Regions from separate parts of the Mus musculus genome. Here region 1 is linked to region 2. Evidence: chromatin loops called from intact Hi-C (ENCODE). Cell type or tissue: heart. All regions are shown on one strand. Links, peaks and the distances in the headings refer to the core of each region. The heading gives the core; the rest is flanking DNA. Region 1 holds the start of Adamts5 (a disintegrin-like and metallopeptidase (reprolysin type) with thrombospondin type 1 motif, 5 (aggrecanase-2)). Region 2 holds the start of 4930556C24Rik (RIKEN cDNA 4930556C24 gene).

Region 1 (5,378 bases), core at 104-5,103, 79 kb before region 2:
TAAAAGGGATGGAGATGTGTAAATTATCCCGGGGTGTGTGCAGAGACCAGTACTGGACCCTGGCACAGGTCAACTTGCTGTGAGAAAGTCACTAGGGTTTCCTTTCACCTTCTTAGAATTGATAATTAGAGGAAACAAAGGATGGAGGAACTGAGTAGCAGGGGCCATGCCACCTGCCTACTAATAACCACCAATCACCTCCCCTCAAGTATTCTTCCCTGGGATATGAGCTTTGAAAATGAGAGGGCTGACAGTGAGTGGCTGACTTATAAGAAGAGTAGCAAGTAAACAAACAAAGGAGTGTTTGCCAGAAAGTGTGAGCACAAATGTAAAAGTCTGGGGTGGGGGTGCAGATTCCCCTTCAAGAGTTAACTCTTTCCCACCCTGACATCCTACAGCTCAGAGTTCCAGTGGCTGGGATAAGTGACAGATTGTGGGCACTGACCAACTATGCCCTGGAAAAAAAGCTGGGAGTACCGCCATTTATACACAAAGCCAAGGACTTCCCAGGCCGCAGCCGGCCCTGTTGGGGTCACCGCAGTGCTGCATGCCCAGAGACGCGCCAGGAAGCACCGGTGGCTGCCTGGCTGCTCAGCTGATGGCCGGGAGAAGTTAGTCACCCCTAGCCCGAAGTCAGCAAGTGTTGGAACGTGAACAAGCTAGGAGATGAGGAGGCTGGAAATCAGCTACCGGGACCGACTGGAGAGAACCAGGGAAAAGAGAGAGGGACTTGGGGTTGCACAGGCGGCTGCCCTGACCAGTGAAGTTACCAGGTCTACAAGGCCAGAGCGCACTGGCCGGCAAAATGAAGCAAGAACTTCATATCCCGCTCAAGAACAGCAAGGGGAAGGAGGCAGAGAGAGACTTTAAAAACACACCAAAACACCCCTTCAGGAGATGAGGTAAGCCGAGGTTAGCCAACCCCGATTGGTTGTGAAATACCACACAGAACCGGAGTTGCTGTGGCTTTAAATGAGGCCAAGAGAATTTTCTTGTTTTCTGCCCAAATACTTTTTCTCTCTCAATCTCTTTCTCACCCTTACTCCCTCCTTTGTCCCTCCTTCCACCTTGCTAGGTTCTGGCCCCTTCCTCCTTCCCGGTCTGCCTTTCCTCGATCACCCTCCTCCTCTCGCTGCTCCCTCCCCCATCAGATTAGGCGCGGACCGGGAAGGGTGGGAGTGGTGGGGGAAGCTCTCCCTTTAAGAGGCAGCGTGCAGTGACGAATTGTTGAAATTGCCATTGCAGGATGGCACGCCGCTATAAATTCATTGTCCCACCTCCTCGCATCTTCACAGCGCCTGAGCCGCTCTCCGCGCCCGTAGCAGCCGACTGGGGATGATCCCGGGCGGGAGGACGCGGCAACGGAAGGGACCGGGACGCGCCGCCTCGCTGGCTCTCCGCAGGCCGCCTCCTAGCTTTTGATTTTAAACATTTTTAGGTGTTTCCTTTGCTTGCTTTCTTTCCTTTTCTTTTCTCCCGTCTCATTTCTCCCTGCCTTCGGGTTCCAGCGGAGCCGAGGAAGCCCTGAGAATAAGAAAGGAAGTGGGTCGGAGCTTGGAAGCTTTGCAGCCCGCCAGCCCCGGGCTTCGAGGGGGCGGGAGCGGACGCGCACCAGTTGCGGGCCAGCGCGGTCGCCCTTCTTACTCTCTTAGCTCGTTTGTTTTGATCTGTTTGTGCAAAGATCTTGTCTGCGTTGGGCCTCTCTCCTTTTTTGTATTTGGTTGCTCTCCACCTCTTGGCTTTTACTCCCACCAACACCACCCTTTATTTAATTTTTTTTCTTTTATTTTATTTAAAATTTTTCTTCCTCCGTCTCTTGGACCTCCATTCCAAACATTTTCCAAACCAACAAAGAAAAAGTTCTCACAGTGGCACCGGTGCCAGGCCAGGCTGGCTCTCTGCTGCGGATTCCCCCTACCCTTTCCTGGACACTTGACTCAACCTTGCACGCCAGTGTGTAGAGTGTGCGGCTGTGGGTGGGTGGGTGGGAGGGCGAGCCCCCCACCCCCGCCCCTGAAACTTCTATAGCAAATAGCAAGCATCCAGCTAGACTCAGTCGCGCAGCCCCTCCCGGCGGGCAGCGCACTATGCGGCTCGAGTGGGCGCCCTTGTTGCTGCTACTGCTGCTGCTGAGCGCGTCCTGCCTGTCCCTGGCCGCTGACAGCCCCGCCGCGGCACCTGCCCAGGATAAAACCAGGCAGCCTCAGGCTGCAGCAGCGGCCGCCGAGCCGGACCAGCCGCAGGGGGAGGAAACACGGGAGCGAGGCCATTTACAACCCTTGGCCGGGCAGCGCAGGAGCGGCGGGCTGGTCCAGAATATAGACCAACTCTACTCTGGCGGTGGCAAAGTGGGCTACCTTGTCTACGCGGGCGGCCGGAGGTTCCTGCTGGACCTGGAGAGAGATGACACAGTGGGTGCTGCTGGTAGCATCGTTACTGCAGGAGGAGGGCTGAGCGCATCCTCTGGCCACCGGGGTCACTGTTTCTACAGAGGCACCGTGGACGGCAGCCCTCGATCCCTAGCTGTCTTTGACCTCTGCGGGGGTCTCGATGGCTTCTTTGCAGTCAAGCATGCGCGCTACACTCTAAAGCCACTCCTGCGTGGGTCCTGGGCAGAGTATGAACGAATTTATGGGGATGGATCTTCCCGCATCCTGCATGTCTACAACCGCGAGGGCTTTAGCTTCGAGGCCCTGCCGCCACGCGCCAGTTGCGAGACTCCTGCATCCCCATCTGGGCCCCAAGAGAGCCCCTCGGTGCACAGTAGATCTAGGAGACGCTCAGCGCTGGCCCCGCAGCTGCTGGACCACTCAGCTTTCTCGCCATCTGGGAACGCGGGACCTCAGACTTGGTGGAGGCGTAGGCGCCGTTCCATCTCCAGGGCCCGCCAGGTGGAGCTCCTCTTGGTGGCTGACTCGTCCATGGCCAGGATGTATGGGCGGGGCCTGCAGCATTACCTGCTGACCCTGGCCTCCATCGCCAACAGGCTGTACAGTCATGCAAGCATTGAGAACCACATCCGCCTGGCGGTGGTGAAGGTGGTGGTGCTGACGGACAAGGACACGAGTCTGGAGGTGAGCAAGAATGCGGCCACGACCCTCAAGAACTTTTGCAAATGGCAGCACCAACATAACCAGCTAGGGGATGATCACGAAGAGCACTACGATGCAGCCATCCTGTTCACCCGAGAGGTAGGTACAGAAGGTGGGTGCCCAGCCCTGGGATACAAAGACTGGTGGAAGGGCAGGTCTTGCTAGTGGCTCTGCTTCTCCCATAAAGGACTTGTCACTCAATAGAGATTTACTTAAATGCATCTTGCATGCAAACCACTCAGCCCCCACTTACACTCAGGTGTTTCGGTGAGCCTCTGCAGTAATCTCTGCTTTAAGTGAGGCGACTTTATGAGATCAACACTCGCTAAGGCTGGACGCCAGTCAGACAGGACACTGTGGTGTATGGCCGCGATAAGGAGGTGTACAGTTACATGGCAAAAGGAGGAAAGTAAGACTGTCGTCTGAAATTGCATGTTTTCTACTTCCCAGTGAAGACGAAAGTACTACTTTGTCCTACTTAATGGGAAGGACTTGAAAGTTGGCAGTTGCTTTTATCTGATTGATGGCCTCCCTTGTAAATGTCCTTAAACGAACTCTTCTGCAACACTGGTCTTTTCCAAAGGACTGCTTTTTCTAATGTGGCTTCCAAATGGGCTTCTGACATATCCACCTTGGAATCTGAGTTCCTGAGAAGGAAGGAATGTGGGAGGGTCAAGGGGATGCGGAAGCCCAATCAGCAGTGAGGACAACCCCCCACCCCACCCCCCACCCCAGGCCCTCTACCAGCACATCTGAAGCACCACCCTCCCGCCCAACTGCCAAACAAGGGTCAAATCCAGTTGGAAGGTTTGGGGTTTGGATGAATGTGTTTCTGAAGTTCTGGGCAGAGCTTCAGGATGTGGGGAAGAACGTTTTCCAAGGACTTCCCCACGTTAAGGGTGATGGTTACCGAGAAGGAAAAGAGATGGATCATTATGAGCCCAGACATTCTGGGAGCAACACATCTATTTACACAGTTACCAGACCACCATGTCAGCGTGACGTTTCAGACCAAAAGTCCTGCTGATAGTTGTGAGCCTGAGCATTCAGAAAGCTGTCCCCATTACCATCCTTGTTGAATTTTGTCTTCCCAACTAGCCCCCTCCTAGTGTGTGTATGTCTGTGTCTGTGTGTGTGTGTGTTCTATCGATGATCACAGTTTCATTTTCTGCATGACTGCCGTGACTATGCATGGCATACCTAGAAGACACCATGCCTGCGTGTCATGGTCTTGCTCTCCACTTCTTTCCTCAGTTTGCCTTGGTAATACATCCACCATCCATGTTGAGCACTTCCCTGTCTTTCTTAATCTTAGCATCATGATGTGTTCTAAGTCTGATTTAAGCTTGGCTTATTGCCAAATTCAATTTCTCTGCCTGACTTGTGCCCTTTCAAATGCCTGTGAAGGACTAATGTTTAAGGATCATTCTAGGTGTGTGAAATCCATCCAGTATAACTTTTAAGTAACAACAAACTCTTTGACAGTGTACAGTTACAAACTGTAACCAAAGAGGAAGGATAGATAATTCAATGGCATACTCTAGGGGTTTCAGGGTGCTAAAACTTCCCTACCTAATTTTTCTATTTTTGTTAAGGTGCCCATGGTATGAAGAAAAGAGTGTTGATAAAGTCAAAGGAGAGAAACGTTTGCAGATCATGAGGTGGACATAATTGTAACCCACAAAGAAAGTTCTCAAAAGAAGTATCCAGGGAGAAGTAGGCATCACAGCTCTGGGTGCAATGAAAAAGCTTTCATCTCATTCAGAGATGGTCTGGAAGCCACCCTTTAATTCCTCTGCCCTGCACTAGCTTTTAAAATAATGGTGCAACAGGCATTTTGTAGGCTGCCCTGTAAAGTTCTTCTGTAAAACTAGCCCTTTTCTCACTTGATTTCCAAGTCTTTTTTTTTTTTTTTCATAAGCAACTTTCCACGTCTGGATTTCCTTGTGTTGCTATATAATGACTGCCTGCCAAGAAGGAGGCTTGGGAGAGTTTGTAGAAGGAGGTTCCCTAAAGAAAGAGGAAAAAATACTTTTGTAGACAGACCACACCAAAAGGCAGTACACTGCCAATCATGGCAATAATTTTCTTTCAGTTTAATACAAAATCGTTGTTCATAATTCTAAAACTTAACTGGAAGACCTCTCACCGTTTGCTCTTCTCCACACATACTTTTCCCAATTATTTCCCAGCTGAAAGGAAACCAGGATTCTAAATGATGTCTATTGCTTTTGCTGGGGGGTGTGGGGGGTTGTACTTGGGTAATTGACAATCACTGTTTCCTAG
Region 2 (5,378 bases), core at 247-5,246:
ATAGAAGTGATGGTGAATGCTTATGATCCCTGCTGTGGGATAGTGTAGAGGAGGAAACAGGTAGATTTCTGGGACTCACTGACTGGCCCGCCTCACCTAATTGGCAAGCTTATGGCTAGTGAAAGAGCTTGTCTCAAAAAAGGAAGGAAGGAAGGAAGGAAGGAAGGAAGGAAGGAAGGAAGGAAGGAAGAAAGAAAGAAAGAAAGAAAGAAAGAAAGAAAGAAAGAAAGAAAGAAAGAAAGAAAGAAAGAGAGGGGGTGAGGGAGGGAGGGAGGGAGGAAGGAAGGAAATAAGAGAAAAAGAAAAAGAAAGGTGAATAGAACCTGAGATTGACCTGTGACCTACTATCTCTATTAATCTTGAATGTAGAGATTGTTGGCAAATGTGGTACATCACATGAAACCACCCATACACGAATAAAAAGCATGCAAATGTACACACACCTACACATACACACACACTGAATATATGTTAAAACATTCTAATTACAAACACACCAGAAATATCCGTATTGATTAGACATTATAGAGTTTCAAGATTCTCTAGGACCATTGACCTTGAGTTGCGTAAAGAATTAATGCTGATGAGCAAACAAGTCTCAGGTTCCTATAAACTTTCTATTGACTCAACCTCTGATCTCCACTAGAAACACTACAAAGCTACAGATGCTCTTACGGCTGTGGAATTTTTTTTGTGCTATAACACTTAATATGACAATTCCTGAGCTAGTCCAACAGAAATAATTTAAGGAAAGGGGTGAAGTAAAGCAGACCAAGGATGTCTGAAATGATATACTGCATTTGCTGACAATCTCGGCATCCATGACTGCTAGAAATGATAGAAATGCTGAGCAAGCAACCACAGAACGGCCAGGCTTTTGCAACTAGGATAGAGTCAAAGGGAGGGTATGTCACAGCATGGAAACGTGGTCTCATTAACACTTGTAACAAAAAACAGCAACAATCATGTGTGGGAGAAGACAGACATTTGATATCATCCTTTCTGAACTTATCTTCAGCGGTTAGCAGAGGCAGATGATGTCGGGTCCTCTTGCCCAGATGGTCTTTGCAAACTTATCTATGACATGAACCTTCCCAGTGACTTCAGCTGTGTATGACTAAGTGCAGTAGTGAGGGCAGCTGAGAGTCTGGCATCAAAGGAGTCTTCCACACAGAGAAGAAATGACAGGGAAGAAAAGCAAGCCTCCTCCTGCTTACAAATGCTGCTTTTGTGAAGTTACAATATAGTTACAACATCTTTTTCCTTTCCTTTATCCCCTCTAAGTAGTCTCTCTAACAACGACCTACTAGCACACTCTGAAACAGTCTTGTGTATACTCCCACAATAGAACATGAAGTACAGGAGAAGTCCATCTTCCAGGATGTTTGTCAAAAGACATCAAGTCCTTACTAGGCATGAAATACATCTTCATCTTAATTTTCAACTTTCTGTCTTACAGAAATAGATTTCTCTTATATATAAAATAATCCATTAATGGTATGTTTATTATAGTTGCTTGAAGAAACTAAGAAAACCGGACCATGACAATTACCCACTTTTCATTGCTTTCTGGATGCTAGCAATAATTTTACTTTGTTACATCAGATTTGATCTAGGACATCTTTATTAGTTCGTGTATGTCATCAGTAAATGGTAACTCATTGAAAAGAAGCTTCTAATGAGACTTCCCAATGTTCTGAAAGGAGAAATGTAAGTTGAACCATGGACCATAATTTTTATTTCCTTATGTGATTTTTAGCTATGGGCAGTGAGTGAGTGAGTGTGTGTGTGTGTGTGTGTGTGTGTGTGTGTGTGTGTGTCTTTATAGTGATGTAGTGATGCTAAGAAATTCAGGAAGAACTCTGTCTCTTGCTATGCATTATGTGACCCACCTGCGATGGGGAAGATTATGTAATGTCACTTCTCATAAGAAATATGAATGTTCCATGAATGGTTCCCATTTTTCTTTCTTTCTTCCCATGCCATGGTCACTGGGGATAGCATAGCAAAACTATATAGCTTCTAAAATTCATTTGCTGAGTGTGTTTGCTGGTTTCCTTAAAACTAGGATAATGTTTATGTCTCTATTTTTTTTTGTATTTAAGTTATTTGTAGCTACTAATCACATTCTGAAATATATACATTTTTGTGTATTTGCTTATTGACTCCTCCCATTTGAATGAAAAAAGTAGAACCAAGTGAAGAGGGAAAGAAAGAAAGAAGTCGCATGTGTAATCATGTATATGCATGTGTAATGCACATATTCTTTCTATACTTACTTACTTTATTTATATCCTGACCACAGCTTCCCCTCCTTCCTCTCCTCCCAGTACTTTCCCCCCTGTTCTGGCTGGTTTTGTGTATCAACTTGACACAAGCTGGAGTTATCACAAAGAAAGGAGCCTCCCTTGAGGAAATGCCTCCATGAGATCCAGCTGTAAGGCATTTTCTCAATTAGTGATCAAGGGTGGGAGGGCCCATTGTGGGTGGTGACGTCCCTGGGCTGGTCATCTTGGCTTCTATAAGAAAGCAAGCCAGTAAGTAACATCCCACCATGGCCTCTGCATCAGCTCCTGCTTCCTGACCTGTTTGAGTTCCAGTCCTGACTTCCCTTGGTGATGAACAGCAGTATGGAAGTGTAAGCCGAATAAACCCTTTCCTCCCCAACTTGCTTCTTGGTCGTGATGTTTGTGCAAGAATAGAAACCCTGATTAAGTCACCCTCTATCTCTCCTCCCCCATCTACTCACCCTCCCTTTTTTCTTCAGAAAAGGGGAGACCTCCCAAGGATATCAACCAGCCATGACACATTCTTAATGTACCTATACGATGGCAAGTTTAATTACACAGAAGTTATAATTTCATACATATACATATATACAGTTAATACATAAAATTGATCTAACATAGTATAAATATGTATGTGTCCAATGAGACATTTTTATTAGCATTTCCTATAATCCTGAGACATAAAGTGGTATGCGTTTGCATTCAGATAATAGTATCTGTTTTATCAAAATCCAAGATAAAAATTTTGTTAGTACTATTTGGTAATGGGTGAGGTTTCTGATGAATCTTTTAAATTATGTACATGTACTAGTCATGTAAGCTAGAAGTTGTCACACTAACTATACACAAATTAATTTCCAAGGCTTTGTGTTGAGTTGAAATAGAAGCTAGGGTCTAGGACAGCTGCTGTTTAATGTTTAAAAGTTTGCTGAGAAGACAAATTAAAGTTTTTGAAATTAGGAAGTAAAAAAGGCCAGCAACTGATCCGAATGCTTTTCTCCCTCACTAAACTTTCCTAAGAGTCACATAATAACTGTTTTTTAGTGCCACCTTTTGGGTGGTCTTGTTATTACATAACAGCGAAATTGAGAACTGGAAATCTGGTCTCTGTATGTATGTGCATGCTTGAGAGAGTATTTCATGTGGTTGTTGATGTTGTTGTTGTTGCTGATGCTGTTGTTGTTGTTATTTATTCACTTTACAAGCCACTCACTGTTCCCCTCGTGGTCACCTGCTCCCATAATCCACACCCCCATCTCCTTCTCCACTGAGGAGGTGGGGGTCTCCCTAGGTATGCCCCCATACTAAGTCTCCATGAGGCTAGACATATCCTCTCCTACTGAGGCCAGACAAGGCAGCACAACTAGAAGAACATAACCCTCGTACAGACAACAGCTTTTGGGACAGTTAATTAGGACCCACATGCTACATATGTGCAGGAGGCCTACGTCTACCTCTTGCAATTTCTTTGGTTGGTGGTTCAGTCTCTGAGAGCCTCAAGGATCCAGGTAAGTTGACTCTGTTGGTCTTCCTGTGGAATTCCTACCCCCTTAGAGGCTTAAATCCTGCTTCTGTTTCTTCCACAAGAGTCCCCAAGCTCCATCCACTGTTTGGCCGTGGATATCTGCATCTGTCTGAATTAGCTAAGTACATTCTTCACATTAACTGTATAATTTTTTTTGTACCTGTATGGACTCTGTTCACTTCCATTCTCCAGTAGCATGGAGTGAAATCTCCTTACATGTGTTTTTGAGTCATGTGATTCATCATCTGTCTATCCCATTTCCTTGTCCAGCAACAGCAACCCAGGCATTCATACTCATCTAAACAAGTTTTCAAACTATTTCATCTCCTTTTTGTTTAGTTAATTTCAAGGTCAGGGAGCAACTATGGCTGTGTAGAGGACAAGTGTCACTGTTTTGACCGTGAGAAAAATTTGAAAAGCTTCCTAACCCTTCAGGTTTGTCAATGGAGAAATAAAACCTGAGATAAGTCTTAAAATTCTAATTCTGGAAATTGTGCTCACCTATGCCAGAGAAGGTGCATCTGGCTAACATTCATGGTGAGCTATGCTAGAGAAGTAATTGTAACTGACATCCCTGTTGACCTATGCCAGAGGAACTGCCTGTAACTGACATCCCTGTTGACCTATGCCAGAGGAACTGCCTGTAACTGACATCCCTGCTGACCTATGCCAGAGGAACTGCCTGTAACTGACATTCCTCTTCACCTATGCCAGAGGAGGTGCCTGTCACCTACACTTTAATATAAAATGAGCTGATGCAGGTGAGGTGAGATACCTGCTTCCCAAATTTTATAGCACAGTAACAGAACTGTCCGTCACATCTACTATATCAAAATTGACAAGGATGACGGTCTGACCACAAACTAAGATTTCTCTGCTTAAGGTTATATAACTCGGAACAATGATTGACTGGGGTGTGACACTTGTCATAGTGTATCAATCACTCATTAGAATCTAGGTGGCATATTACTCACTCATCTTAGTTCTCAAGGTTCTGTTCCCATCACTAAAAATAAGAAACCAAGAAGCAAAATATAAATCAAAGAAAGAAAAGTGAAATAATTTTATTTAAGTCAATAAACACAGCATCTATTTATAATTTTTGAGTCTCCCTTTTGTAGTAAAACTCCAAACATCATGGAAGTAATCACGTTCTGATTGGATTTAAGTCCTGTTGCACAAGATGAAACCCATACATAGATAGCACCATTACCCAATGAAGAGTCTGTGGCTAGACCAGACACAGGCCCTATAGGAGAGCCTACCCATTATTCTAAATGGGTGTTGTATTGCACTCCCAGTGACTTATTATCCATCATTCAACCCACATGAGAGAAGCCACAGGAGAACCTACTACCATTCTTCTAAATCACCAGTGACGAGACTCCCGGTGACTTATCATCTATCACTCAACCCACAACAGAGAAGCATTGTTTGCAGTATACGATGATCAACACAGAAATCTACAATGTGCCTAAGTTCAGAGAACAAAAATACTATGGAGTTCTCAGTACTAAATGAAACATCTGTCCCCGATCCTCTTCTCTCAAGGCTCAAGGATAACT

The links. Peaks named below come from ENCODE experiments on the same cell type or tissue, not always from the same donor. Only the 100,000 strongest peaks of a DNase experiment are listed, where the experiment ranks them.
Region 1: it touches region 2 in a loop (2.4-fold over the local background); 2 of 42 quality-filtered maps call a loop at or near these places.

Annotation. Positions count from the first base shown.
Region 1 is chr16:85,896,977-85,902,354 of GRCm38, reverse strand. Adamts5 (a disintegrin-like and metallopeptidase (reprolysin type) with thrombospondin type 1 motif, 5 (aggrecanase-2)) reads left to right here and starts at 1,230. Exons shown (of 8, transcript NM_011782.2): 1 at 1,230-3,191. The coding sequence starts at 2,088. It overlaps Gm46558 (a long non-coding RNA gene), which reads right to left and starts at 2,555. Exons shown (of 3, transcript XR_001781962.2): 1 at 2,358-2,555; 2 at 1-1,524. In heart, for the core only: CTCF peaks have their summits at 1,432, 2,093 and 2,901; DNase peaks (open chromatin) are centred at 654, 1,234, 2,804, 3,854 and 1 weaker place; H3K4me3 peaks cover 2,887 bases; H3K27ac peaks cover 2,311 bases; H3K27me3 peaks cover 308 bases.
Region 2 is chr16:85,818,244-85,823,621 of GRCm38, reverse strand. It overlaps 4930556C24Rik (RIKEN cDNA 4930556C24 gene), which reads right to left and starts at 4,411. Exons shown (of 4, transcript NR_040506.1): 1 at 4,315-4,411. In heart, for the core only: a CTCF peak has its summit at 3,345 (motif pointing left); no DNase peak of the experiment used is centred there; H3K27ac peaks cover 284 bases.